Linked DNA regions of Homo sapiens: all the other regions are linked to region 1. The links are chromatin contacts, found by Hi-C or POLR2A ChIA-PET in ENCODE. All regions are on one chromosome and are shown on one strand. The core of a region is the stretch at or near the end of the contact, and the rest is flanking DNA. Distances in the headings are between cores, read along the strand shown. Region 1 holds the start of LINC00702 (long intergenic non-protein coding RNA 702). Region 2 has its middle 6.7 kb from the start of LINC02668. Region 3 overlaps LINC02669 (long intergenic non-protein coding RNA 2669).

Evidence for each region. Hi-C counts contacts between places; a loop is a spot of excess contacts on that map. ChIA-PET counts read pairs that join two places held with the same protein, here RNA polymerase II (POLR2A). Pooled maps may share reads with other maps.
Region 2: a map of endothelial cell of umbilical vein shows a loop between it and region 1 (4-fold over the local background). The contact joins the enhancer-like site here to the promoter of LINC00702 in region 1. A Hi-C loop is called at or near these places in 1 of 168 maps with a recorded cell type or tissue (endothelial cell of umbilical vein). POLR2A ChIA-PET finds 5 or more read pairs at or near these places in 1 of 52 experiments (activated CD4-positive, alpha-beta T cell).
Region 3: a map of endothelial cell of umbilical vein shows a loop between it and region 1 (5-fold over the local background). The contact joins the enhancer-like site here to the promoter of LINC00702 in region 1. A Hi-C loop is called at or near these places in 4 of 168 maps with a recorded cell type or tissue (IMR-90, chondrocyte, endothelial cell of umbilical vein and 1 more) and 9 of 50 pooled maps. POLR2A ChIA-PET finds 5 or more read pairs at or near these places in 1 of 52 experiments (IMR-90).

What each region holds. Positions count from the first base shown.
Region 1 is chr10:4,242,016-4,245,947 of GRCh38, reverse strand. It overlaps LINC00702 (long intergenic non-protein coding RNA 702), which reads left to right and starts at 2,036. Exons shown (of 3, transcript NR_108040.1): 1 at 2,036-2,125; 2 at 2,261-2,444.
Region 2 is chr10:3,262,215-3,266,146 of GRCh38, reverse strand. No RefSeq gene overlaps it. Among named protein-coding and RNA genes, the nearest start is that of LINC02668, 6.7 kb to the right of the region's middle. RefSeq lists a silencer at 3,134-3,299. Within about 2 kb of position 1,889, at least 5 of the 41 ENCODE cell types and tissues checked have a DNase peak (open chromatin) inside an H3K27ac peak, as active enhancers do; they include endothelial cell of umbilical vein, where a contact is called at or near this core.
Region 3 is chr10:3,451,005-3,454,936 of GRCh38, reverse strand. All of the region lies in intron 3 of LINC02669 (long intergenic non-protein coding RNA 2669), which reads left to right. The region is part of intron 1 of LOC105376360 (a long non-coding RNA gene); the gene reads right to left. LOC124902538 (a long non-coding RNA gene) reads right to left here. Exons shown (of 2, transcript XR_007062362.1): 1 at 2,248-3,932. Among named protein-coding and RNA genes, the nearest start is that of LINC02669, 50 kb to the left of the region's middle. RefSeq lists an enhancer at 2,038-2,675. Within about 2 kb of position 1,801, at least 4 of the 41 ENCODE cell types and tissues checked have a DNase peak (open chromatin) inside an H3K27ac peak, as active enhancers do; they include endothelial cell of umbilical vein and gastrocnemius medialis, where a contact is called at or near this core.

The DNA.
Region 1 (3,932 bases), core at 787-3,286:
ACTCTGCAGAGATGGTTTAACCAGCTCCCAATGTTGTGTAAGGTCAAATACCTGAAGACAAATCTGTAGAGTTGCTATATTTCTGGTTTAAACCTGACTTACACAGAATTTGGTACTAAGGGTGGTTTCAGAGGAATGGGATCTTAAGGGTACAGTTTTTGAGTTGTTTCTGTGTGTGTGTGTGTGTGTGTATGCGTGTGTGTGTGTGTTTGGAATTGTTTTTCTGATCTGATTAGATTTAAAAGCACTAAGTACCCTATTCACAGTGGTAAAAGAGGGGTAAGTAGTTCCTAGCATCAGATGGAGAGGTCAGAAAAAAAAAGAAAGAAAGAGAGATAGAGAGACAGAGAGAAAGAGAGAGGGGAAAGAAAGAAGGAAAGAAAAGGAAGAAAGAAAGAAAGAAAGAAAGAAAGAAAGAAAGAAAGAAAGAAAGAAAGAAAGAAAGACTCAAATTATCACCTTTACACATCTTTTATTAAGTGCCCATCTGAGTAACCAAGAATTTATTGAGTTTGACCATTTTAATGAAAATGATGAATATAATTGTGTTGGTTGGCTAGTTCTAACTACACTGGAGAAATTCAGGGCTTTAAGTACCAAGATCAAGTTCTATATAAGGGTCCTGAAAGCTTCTAGATTGGTCCTGAAAGAAATCCTATCTCCTGTAGCCAGAGAGCCAAGGTTTTTGAACAGGAAACCCAAAGTTTCATCCTGTGGGTGGCTGAATTATAGCCAAAATTGAATTCCAAACCTCATAGAGTCTCTTTTATTAAATTTAGGACATTTACTGGGAAGGAGTGGGATTCTGAGGTTTGGGAAGGGAATATATGAGCAAATTCTAGTTAATCTGGAAACCTAGAGCCCTTAATTCTGACAGCTTTCCTTGCCTTCTTGGCCAGTAGAAGCAGTCTGCAGCCGTGCCTGAGGAAGTTAGTCTCCCTTTTCTTGAAGAATCTCTAATGCCCACCACCGCCCATTAGTACTGCATTGAGAGCCCTACTAATCTTCATTAAGTTCTACTCCCACTCCTTTTTCTTCCTTTTAGACCTAGAGTTGACTCAAGTCTCAAACCTGTGATGGGATATGATACACATCCAAAGAGTTGCATGATCTGCCAATTAATATCAACAAACCCTGGGAAATAAGAATGACAATGTATCTTAAGAGTGTGGGATTAAGATGGAAATAATATACAATTGTATCATGGTATATGTTTTGAAGCGGATTTATTGATTCAGTGTCTTAGCTTGAGGGTCTAATAATGGCACTAATAATTTTCTCAATCGGTTGGCTGAATCATGGAACCAGAGGTGACCTATACGACTTGAGGTTAAAATGTCAGAACGTTCTTGGTATAACATCGAGAAACATACCCAAAGGCTCAGGGAAGTTAGAATGCAAGAGTGAGTTCCTGTAGCAGACCTGCTCACCCACCTGGATGTGCCTTTCCCTCAGCTGAGCCGCAGTGCAGACTTCATACTCAATTGTAAGCCATGGCATTACCAGTCAACGTGAGCCATCATGAACCCGTCATTATCTGATGTACTTTTCCAAGGATTTTATTACATGTTATTGCAACTCAGGGAGATAGGCAAGATTTATTCTATTGCTACTTTTCTGAGTTGAGAAAATTGAAGTTCACTTAACATTATGCATTTTGAATATTGATAAAAATAGTACATGTATCTGTGTAGCTATCAATTTGAATAGGTGAACAATCACGATAATAATGGATCGATAGTAAATTTATTCAGTTATGAACAGTGCATTCAACCACATCTAAGGATAAATATTAAGCAAAAACAATTCAAGTCACAAACTTAAAATACTCTAAGTAAGGTCATGCCAAACTACTTTAAGAATATATCTGTGGTAAAAATACATTCTAGGCTACATTACATAGAGTGAGATTTGTGGGAAATAACTTGCCCTTTTCTTCTATTAAAGGGCAGAGTTTTTTGGAAAAAAAAAAAGATAGTTCAATTTCCTCTCTCCAAGCTGTCTTTTTAAAATAACATAACATAACACATAGTTTGACACAACTCCACATGACTCAGAAGCCCTTCTTAAAATAAGACCAGACCACATTCATGGAGGCTGAGTCACCTCTAACCTTCCAAACTTGGTGAGGATTACTAACCAGAACATATTTTTATTCCTAAGATAGTATGAGAAAGTTCTGATCTTGACAGTTCACGTAACATTCAATCAATTATACCATTGCTCTATCTCTAAAGTTTTCTTTTTCTCCTTTTCTCAGTGTCTTACCAAGAATGAAAGGCAACCTATGTAAAAACTATGGGCTTTCTAGTATAAATAAAAACTACTCATCTCCAGAAAATAAACAATGACTGCTAAGATGATTGAAAAAAGAAAGGAGAAGAAAGTAGCTTGTAAAAGCGTGTGAAATGCATTCACGTTGGAATCTCCTACAGGCACTTCAGGTAAGAATTCTACCTTATCCTCTGTGTTTTACTCCAGAAAAGCATTTCCTTTTCCAGATCCAGGAAAAAAAAAAACTTTTTAAACAAAATTCAGCATTTTTTAATTAAAAATTGACACTAATGCGTATATCCTAGACTGCACTGCATTGCATATTATGCTGTTGTGTGTGATAAGTTTACGTTTTCACGATTCTGTCTGAAAGCTTAAAGATGTATGTTTTACAAAAATAGCTCTAGTACAATAGGACAATAAAACGTGAACTCTTGAAGATCTGAATTGGAATTATTTTCTGACAGACTATATTTTCAATTTCTTTATTTGATAAATGAAGATGGATAACATTGACCTCATGTGTAACTACAACGAATTCAAGGGTGTGGACATGTTTTTCAGGTCTTCAGACTGTAAACATTTTAAGTGTGATTGCTGTGAATGAAGGAAACCCAGAGCCATCATGACAAGCCTAAACTCAAAGGGGACTGATTTCTTCTACACTGAATGTTTCATTAGTGACAGGGCCCAGATAATAAAGAATTGTGCTCACTTCCTGTGAGTGATGGCTTTCCCTCAATTGTATGCTGAGTAACATTTACAGTATTCATTTTTAAGCACCCATCTTCCTGGGAGCCCTATTTCCCCTAAGCTTTCAATTGATCCTCCTAAGAGCAGAGATCACTTAGGCACTGAGCTATGCAGCTGCTGCCTGAGTCTCCTGGACGCCTGCCCTCACCTCCAGCCACATGAAAAACATTCAAGCTTTAACTTCAGAAATGTTCTCTAACCCACTCCCAGACACCCAACTGATTAAATCATAGATTAGAGGAAAAAATTCTTGCCTGAAATTGTCATCTTGCACGTATGCTGATGTCCAGAAGGACACATCCTGGTGGGAAGTGACTGCATGTTTTGTTCATATTACAAGTCCTGTTGACAAAAGAGAATAATACAGGTGTCCTCCTGAAACTGTCACCACAGTGACCTTCCTCAGTCAAAAAGAAATATAAATATTATTGTGTTTCTCGTGTCTGAGGCACCTCTGAAAGCATTTATCTTTTCAGAGAGTTCAGCACTTCATCTCACGGGTTAATTAAACCAACCTGTAGTGGCAAAGTTTAGTGGTAGTGAAAATAAACATAATCCTCTTTCTGTTGCCCAACCTTTCAGTTTCATTTTGTAATTTTTCAATACAGGGGCACAATAAGTGATAATCCTGGATTCCAAATGATTTCCACTTCTTTCTCTGCCACCTTCCCTGCCCCAACACCTGCCATCCCTCATTTACACAATTCAAGTAATCAAGGGGCAGTTTGGCTCCCTTTTTCTGGAGGCAAACTTTTGCAGAGTTTTAACTTACTCAGTGGGAAGAAAAGCCCCCAAAACACTGAAGCATACCAAGCAAATAAATAAATAAATGCACAAAGGCTCCCTGCGGTTGTCTGACGAGGATACTGGAGCAAGCAGCCTGAAGAACAAACGTCTGACTGTTG
Region 2 (3,932 bases), core at 640-3,139, 980 kb after region 1:
AAAAAATACAAAATATTAGCTGGGTGTGGTGCCACATGCCTGTGGTCCCAGCTACTTGGGAGGCTGAGGTGGGAGGATTGCTTGAGCTCCGGGAGTTGATTGAGGCTGCAGTGAGCTATGGTCCTGCCACCGCACTTCATCCTGGGTGAAAGAATGAGTCCCTGTCTGAAAAATAAAAGTAAATTAAATAAAATTAAAATTAAATTAAAAGTATGAATAGAGAAAAGTGTTCAAGATATATTTTATTGATAATTTTTTACTGTGGTAAAATATGTACTTCATAAGATGTGCTAAGTTAACCATTTTTAAGTGGACAATTCAGAGGTATGACATCCATTCACATTGTGCGACCGTGACTACCATCCCTCCACAGAACTCTGCATCTTCCCAAACTGAAACCCTGTGTCCACTAAATAAAACTCCCCATTCCTCCATTCCCTCCCCCTGGCAACACCATTCATTCTACTTTCTGTCTCTGTGATTTTGACTGCCCTAAGCACCTCCTCTAACTAGAACCATAAGTCAGTGCACTTCTGAGACTGGCTTGTTTCTCTTAGCAAAATGTCCCCAAGGTCGTCCGTGTGGCAGCATGTGCCAGAATTTCCTTCCTCTTTAAGGCTGCATAATATTGTATAGTATGGATAGACCACATTTTGTTTATCCATTCATCTCTTGGTGGACAAGTGCATCTTTATACTCAGATAAACACACAGAATGCAATGAGTGTTTCCATGGGGACACAGGTCAACTCACAGTGTCCAGTGGCAACTCAGAAGCCATCTGGTCTACCGTCTCTGCAGCAGCCCTCGTCTGACCATCTGACCCTTCATTTGCTACCCCTCCCACATTGTCACCCCTGAAATGTTCATGGACTTGCTGGCCTACCTTCAATGGCCACCCCCACTGCCACCCCTCAGGTATGAGTCACAGGGGCACTTCTTTGTTCACCGCAGCCCCAGTAATGACAGCTGTTCATGGCATGCAGTAGGAATTTGATAAATACTGTTGAGTGCATGAATGAATACTTGCGATGGTTACACTGGGACCAAAAAAAAAAAATCAAGAAACGGAATGAAATGGATGATGACTTTTCACTTTTAATTCTATGAAGTTTGATTTTTGAAATCTATACCAAGTATTATATTCTAATTTGAAAAGTTTAAAAATAATGACCTGGAAGTAAATAACCCCTAATCCGAAAGGTGAGCTGTAGTCGGTAGGGTCTTCCATGTACTCAGGCTCACAAAGGAGAGAGATGGTGGCTTAAGGAGTCCCCAGCTGTGCCCCCAAATCTCCTCTCAAAAATATGTGTAGCCCAGGCTGCACCCAGCCCTGAAACCAGCCCAAGGCTCTCCTTTCCTCTGCTGTCAGAAGGAGGGACGCCTAGGGTCAGGAGGGGCTTGCTGTGGCACCTCCCACACACCCCCATGGCCAGCTGACCCCAGTGCGCTGAGGCTTTCAGGACTTTGCTGAGTGTGTGACCACGGGCAGCTGCGAATGACCCTGCGGAGGGGATGGTGCCAGCCGTGTGGCCGGCAAGCAGCAGGCTGTGGTGGCAGGTAGGAACTTCCTTCTGCTCAGGGAATTGCTGCTGGTATCAACACAGCCCGAAAGAAATATGCTGTATGTCATTAACTTAGGTCTGTTTCAATTACATTCCATCAGAAAACTGACTCTGCCTTTTTGTGGAGAACTTGACTTTACGGGTTGGCTCTGCTGGGAACAGGTTTGTAGAGGAAGGGCTGAAACACGAAACAAAGAGAAGGTTCTGAGAAAGGCCAGGACGATATCCTGTTGTTGTTCAGTGATTCCCTAAACAGAACACTTTGTGAGGGCCCTGCTGGAGGCCCAGGGTGGCTGTTCCTAACAATACCAGCAGCCAGAGGAAGCTGTTAGATGAGTGGGTCAGGAGGAGGCGGTGGCACTGCCCAGGAGTCATTTCTGGGTCGTGTGTGGTGGCCACAATTTGCAAAACAGGAAGGAGAAGAAGAAAAAATGATTGGCAAGTGGCAAAAGGAAGGCAAAAGTCGCACTCTGCTCCCTGAAAGGCAGCAGAATTAAATGGCCAGCAGGACCAAGCAACATCCATGTGGTGAAGGAACCAACCTGAAAGACAAACAGAAAGAAACGCTGGCAGGTGGGGAGTTAGGGGAGTCCGTGAAGGGCATGGCACTCACCAGGAACCAGCGCAACGCCCCCTGCAGCCTGATCTTCCTGGCACCGAAGCACACGGCCTGGGAGCTTGTGGAAGACACAACATTCCGATTCAGTAGCTCCTGAGAGTCTGTGTTTCCAACAAACTCTCACTGCTGCCGGCCTGGGGACCACACTTAGAGACTAAGAATTGCGTTTGCTGCTTCTCCCACCTTCCGCACGGTGGGTCCACCCAGGGAGCTTTAACAACTGCCAATGCTGGGGCCCCAGCTTCTCCACTTGTGATCTAACCGGTCTGGGGTATGGGCTGGGCTTCAGAATGTTTTAAAGCTCCCCAGGTGACACTAATGCTCAGCAGTTTGAGAAGCACTGATGTGGATGAAACGATAATAAGTAACCAGTGGCAATGTGGAGAATTTCAGCCAAGCAATACCCTCATAGACTCCTAAAAAGCCTGAATCCTGGATAAACTTTCAAATCACAGAAGCACATCTTTGTGTTTCTTCTTCATTGGAACAGGTGATAACTGTGCAAATAAAACCAGTTGCCTCCCAAACTGCTCTGAGTCTAAAATAGGACCAAAGAGAAAGAAGTTTTCAGAAAACAAGATGGCCAGTGCATCAGGAGTGAGTTCATCTGGACAGGAAGAGAAACTCACAGTGTCTCCTCTCCTAGGGTGTCCATCATCAGCTCCACCTCTTCCTGAGGCCACCTCCACCTCACCACTTACGTCAGCTCTTCCAGTTCCTGAGCTCAGCTGAACTACCTAATTCGGGGATCTTGAATATCAGCTAGAATTTTGCTGGGTTGAATGTAACAAACAGGAAAAATCCATGACTTATAGGAGATTGAAGGGTATCTCCCCCACACAGCTACGAGACTGGAGGTGGTAGGGCTGGGCTGGGGTGATGGCTTCCCGGGCATCAGGGTCCCAGACTCCTTCATTTCATCTCACTCACTGCTCTGCCTCATGGTAAAAAATGGCTGCCCAGGTGCCAGCCAGCACTTCCGCACAGCAGCCAGGAGGACGAGCAGGGGGCAGCTTTTACGCTCTCCTTTAAGGCAGTCCTGTCCATTGGTCAGAATTTAGTCCTGTGCCCTTCCTAGCTGTGAGGAGGATTGCAAAGTGTTGTACTTGCCAAGACAGAAGTCCCAAGCTACAAAGTTGGAGAAAGAAGAATTCATACTACAAAGAATCCAGTAGTCTTCAACAAGTCCTCTTTTACTTACCCTATTTGACTTCCTACATCTCTTCTCTAACCAGTAATTCACACGAGCCAGGTACTATGCCAAGCCCTTCATACCCACTGTTGCGTTTAGTCCTCATGCAACCTCATGAGGGAAAATTTTCAGAATCCAAATGGAGTTCCCTGTGTTAAAACCCTGACACGCTGGGGAAGGCCATGGAGGGAGGGCTCTCATGAGTGAGGCATTGCAACTTTTCACAAAAAACCACTTCTGCCAGGACATCTGCCAGCAACTGCCTGTCCAGCCTCAGACAGGCATCACCCTTGTTATTGATCCTTGTGGCCCAGGATAATTATCTCAAAACAATTCTGCAATCCTCATTTTCTTAAAAAAAATTATCTCTTTTTACTTCTCTGGATAAGCAATTAGTTTACCATGGCACACACATGCCCATCTTAATGCCTACGCCCGAATAAACACCATTGTCCTTTAGATAGTTTCCTTCTTTGTTATTTAGGTTGACAGAGGTCAGCTTCATTTAGACAACTTGCCAAGGTTACCCAGCTTAGTTTAGGTAACTTGCCAAGGTT
Region 3 (3,932 bases), core at 552-3,051, 790 kb after region 1:
CTGCCCAAGAAATATGATTTTTTCCTGCAAGGAGACAGAAAAGAGGAAAGACACTTGAATTTGTTCAGCCTTTCCTTTGTTATTTTTATTTCAAATGAGTGGAGTGTTTTAAAAGCTTCATCTACAAAATTAGGGGGTAAAAATCACAGCTACAGAAAGCTAAAAGCATCCATCCAATGGCATCAAATATTTATGGGTGTAAACTTTGAATGAAAGATCTCAAGTCACTTTGAAATGTTTTAAGTGAATAATTAAATTTTAAAGCAACCACTGTGCCGGCGCGGTCGCTCACGCCTGTAATCTAGCACTTTGGGAGGCCGAGGCAGGCGGATTGCCTGAGCTCAGGAGTTTGAGACTAGCCTGGGCAACATGGCTAAACCCCATCTCTACTAAAAAAGTAGCTGGGCGTGGTAGCTCGCACCTGTAATCCCAGATACTCGGGAGGCTGAGGCACGAGAATCGCTTGAACCTGGGAGGCGGAGGTTGCAGTGAGCCAAGATAGTGCCACTGCACTCCAGCCTGGGCAACAGAGTGAGACTCTGTCTCAAAAAAGTAAAAATAAAATAAAATAAAACAACCGCTGGAAGGCCTGGTGCTGTGAGTGGCACCGTCGTTGCAAGGACCACACTTGGGCCTGTTTCTGCCGCTTGGTCATGAGACAGAACAGAATCCATTGGGGATGTTATGGAGAAGGACAACGTGGCTAAACTGAAGGAAGAATTTTCTCTTTTTTTCTTTTTCTTTCTTTCTTTTTTTTTTTTTTTTTTAGAGACGGAGTTTCTCTCCTATAGCCCAGGCTGGAGTGCAATGGCATGATCTCGGCTCACTGCAACCTCTGCCTCCCGGGTTCAAGAGATTCTTCCGCCTCAGCCTCCCAAGTAGCTGGGATTATGGGTGCCCGCCACCACGCCCTGCTAATTTTTGTATCTTTAATAAAGACAGGGTTTCACTATGTTGGTCAGGCTGATCTTGAACTCCTGACCTCATGACCTGCCCGCCTCGGCCTCCCAAAGTGCTGATATTACAGGCATGAGCCACCAAGCCCAGCTGAATTTTCTATTAACCCTGACTGAGCAGCAATAAATAGGCCACCAGTAATAGAGAACATCAGGTTAGCTGAATGGACAGCTGTCAGCAGCAGAAAGAAGGTTTTTAATTGAGGAGGAAGTTAAATTACATTCACTTAAAGGTTACATTCAGTTCTGATATTTTGATGCATGTTTTACAAAATATTGTATTCTACGGCAAGAGTTATTGCTCTCTACACTTTCCTTGGGAGGAATTACATCATGGTCCACTGTCCCCAAGAAAAACCCTTGAGGAGATACAGGCTTCAGAGTTCTTCTTTTCTTTTTCAATCTTCAAAATATGGTATATTCACCATATTTTTCCACAGGACCCTAAGCAGGGCTAGAGCAGTCATCTATTTGTAAAATACGTTAATACTTCTGTACTAATTGTATACATATTCAGAATAAAGGACTTAGAAAGCTTGTCATCAATATTGTATAAATCTGCTCACTTTTTGCTGCCATATGTATTTTGGTGTCAGTTCTACAAATATGACTTTGTTTTCAGACTTTTCCTGATTTTAGAATTTGCACATGAGAAATCATATCTTAGATTTTAGAATCAGCCATTACCAAGGTTTAACTCTGGCCCCATCTGCTAAAAGACATGTCCTTGAGCAAACGATTTCATCAGTTTCTCTTTAGCATGTTACGATGGGGGTTAGAAAAGGCTGAGCGGCATGTCCCTGTGTGATAGTACATTCCAAACCTATGACTGGAAATAAAAAGCGTTGTATTTTCACTGAGGTCAGAGAAAAACATCAGAGCTTACTAGAAGATGCGTGCCCTCCTTCCTAGAGTAAAAGCTCTTTGAAGTAGCATTTGTATGTTTTTGTGTTTGCAGCCAGTACTCTATACTCTAATTTTCTAAAATTAAATTGAATTACAGTGAGGAAAGAGAAATTCGGTGAAGAGATGAAAAGACTCCTGAGTCATTCTGAAGGCTTCTCTGGAAGGAAGCCCTAGAATTCACTTTTGCAGTGCTTTCAGAAGAGGATGAAATCAGCCCCTTCCAGCCTCAATCGTCCTGCCCCACAGAAGGCCTTGGGGATAATAGCCCTGAGGTCCCTTCTTTTCCTGTATTCTTAAGAATTCACAGTTCTTTTTGGAGAGGAAGATGGCAAATTAATAATAATAATGATAGTAATGTAACAATAATAATAAAACAAAGACCTACCTTAGAGTTGTCAATTAAACAGTACCAATATATAGCTCAGGTAGTTTGTGTTTGATAAGATGATTCACTTTGCACCAGGTTTGAGAATATCCTGTTGTACTTCTTTGCAAATTCTTTTCTGAAACAGGATGTTTTCATTGTCTTACAATTGCTGCTATAGAAAAGAAAGGCCCTGATTTGAAATAGGCTGGTAACCCCTACTGGGAGAAAGCAGTAGTCCCTGTGTCAAAGCCTTTCCTCAAAACGAAAGTCATGTTGCTTTTGGGATGAATTCCGGGGGCTGAAGGCCTGCTGTAGCTCCCTGTAAATCAGACTTCCTGGCTAGATTAAGCACTCAACAATGCTGAACAGACCGCAAATGTTATTGCAAGCAAAATCCTATTTTAATCTGCCCTCCTGACTCTTGGAATGTTAAATTCAACTGCAACTTGGAAAGTTCCATCCCTTTGATCTCCCATCGAAGTGGGCTTATTTTTGAAGTAAAAGCTGCTTACTTTGGGATTTGACGTCTTTAAAAGTACTTTTTTTAAGTCAAATACGTTAAGCATCCTCTCTGATTCATGAAAAGGCAGTTTTTCTTTCCCTTGGGATGCTGTATTTATATGAAGGCATGGGAGGCAGGGAAGAACAATGTGGAATGTGTGAGTTTGTAAGATGTTCACATTCCCAAAATAAATGGGATCTGCTGCTTTAAGGGTAGTAGGCAGTGTGGGTAGGTGCCCGGTGCAATTGACCTCCTTGCTAGAAAATCACAGATCATTAGCACTGGCAGTGACTCTGTTATGTTTACAACCCATTGCAAAACAGCAGTGAAAACAAAGCAGTGTGGGTGAAACACAGAATCTATCATCTATCACGCTTTGCCTAGTAAAGCTCTGTAAGTGCTGGCATCTTTGCTGAGAACCCAGACAAGCCCTCTTCTGTTTGGGCATAGGATAGTTCTGACCTAGAAATGACCACCTAGAAACAGGCAGAACCAGAACATGGTATTTAGAGGAAAGAGGAGGAGGGAGGAGGAATCGGCTTAGCAATGACCCACAAGTATTCAAAGGGTGTCCTACACAATGCTGTGTGGCACCCTTGGCCAGACTGCAGGTGCCTTCAAGCTGAAGGCTTTATCAAGATAGATGGACAGGTTCTTCAGGCCCAGTGGAGCTTTACAGGGAGGTGCAGGGAGGAAGAGAAGTTCTGAGATCCTGCTGCAACCTGCCCACCACTCTTCATTCCTGCCGATCATGGGTAGTTAGGGTATGTGACCATGCCCTCCATTCAACCTTGTAAGATTAAGCTCTTTCTCTACAATGTGACTCAACTCATAAGTGACCTTCTATGGAAATGAATTCACTTTGCAGCAGTGATTACTGTAATGACCTCTTGCTCCTCCATGGTGGCTTTCATCTGAGAAGCTTCAGCACCTTCTAAACAATAATTAGCCACACCACTATGTGGTCTTCGCAATTGAATAAATTAAGCACAATCAACCTTGAACTACCTGAATCTTAATGACTTACATGGGGCCACATAATGGCTAGTGGCACACCACGAAGAACCTGAGAACGTCCATGTCTAGTCCCTATTCTAGCCTGTGTTAAACGGTGTTATTTTAATTCTGTTTTTGAAACTATATTCTACTAACATACTTAGAAAAAGATGATTCATTGAGTTTTGTCCATCTCAAATGAGGA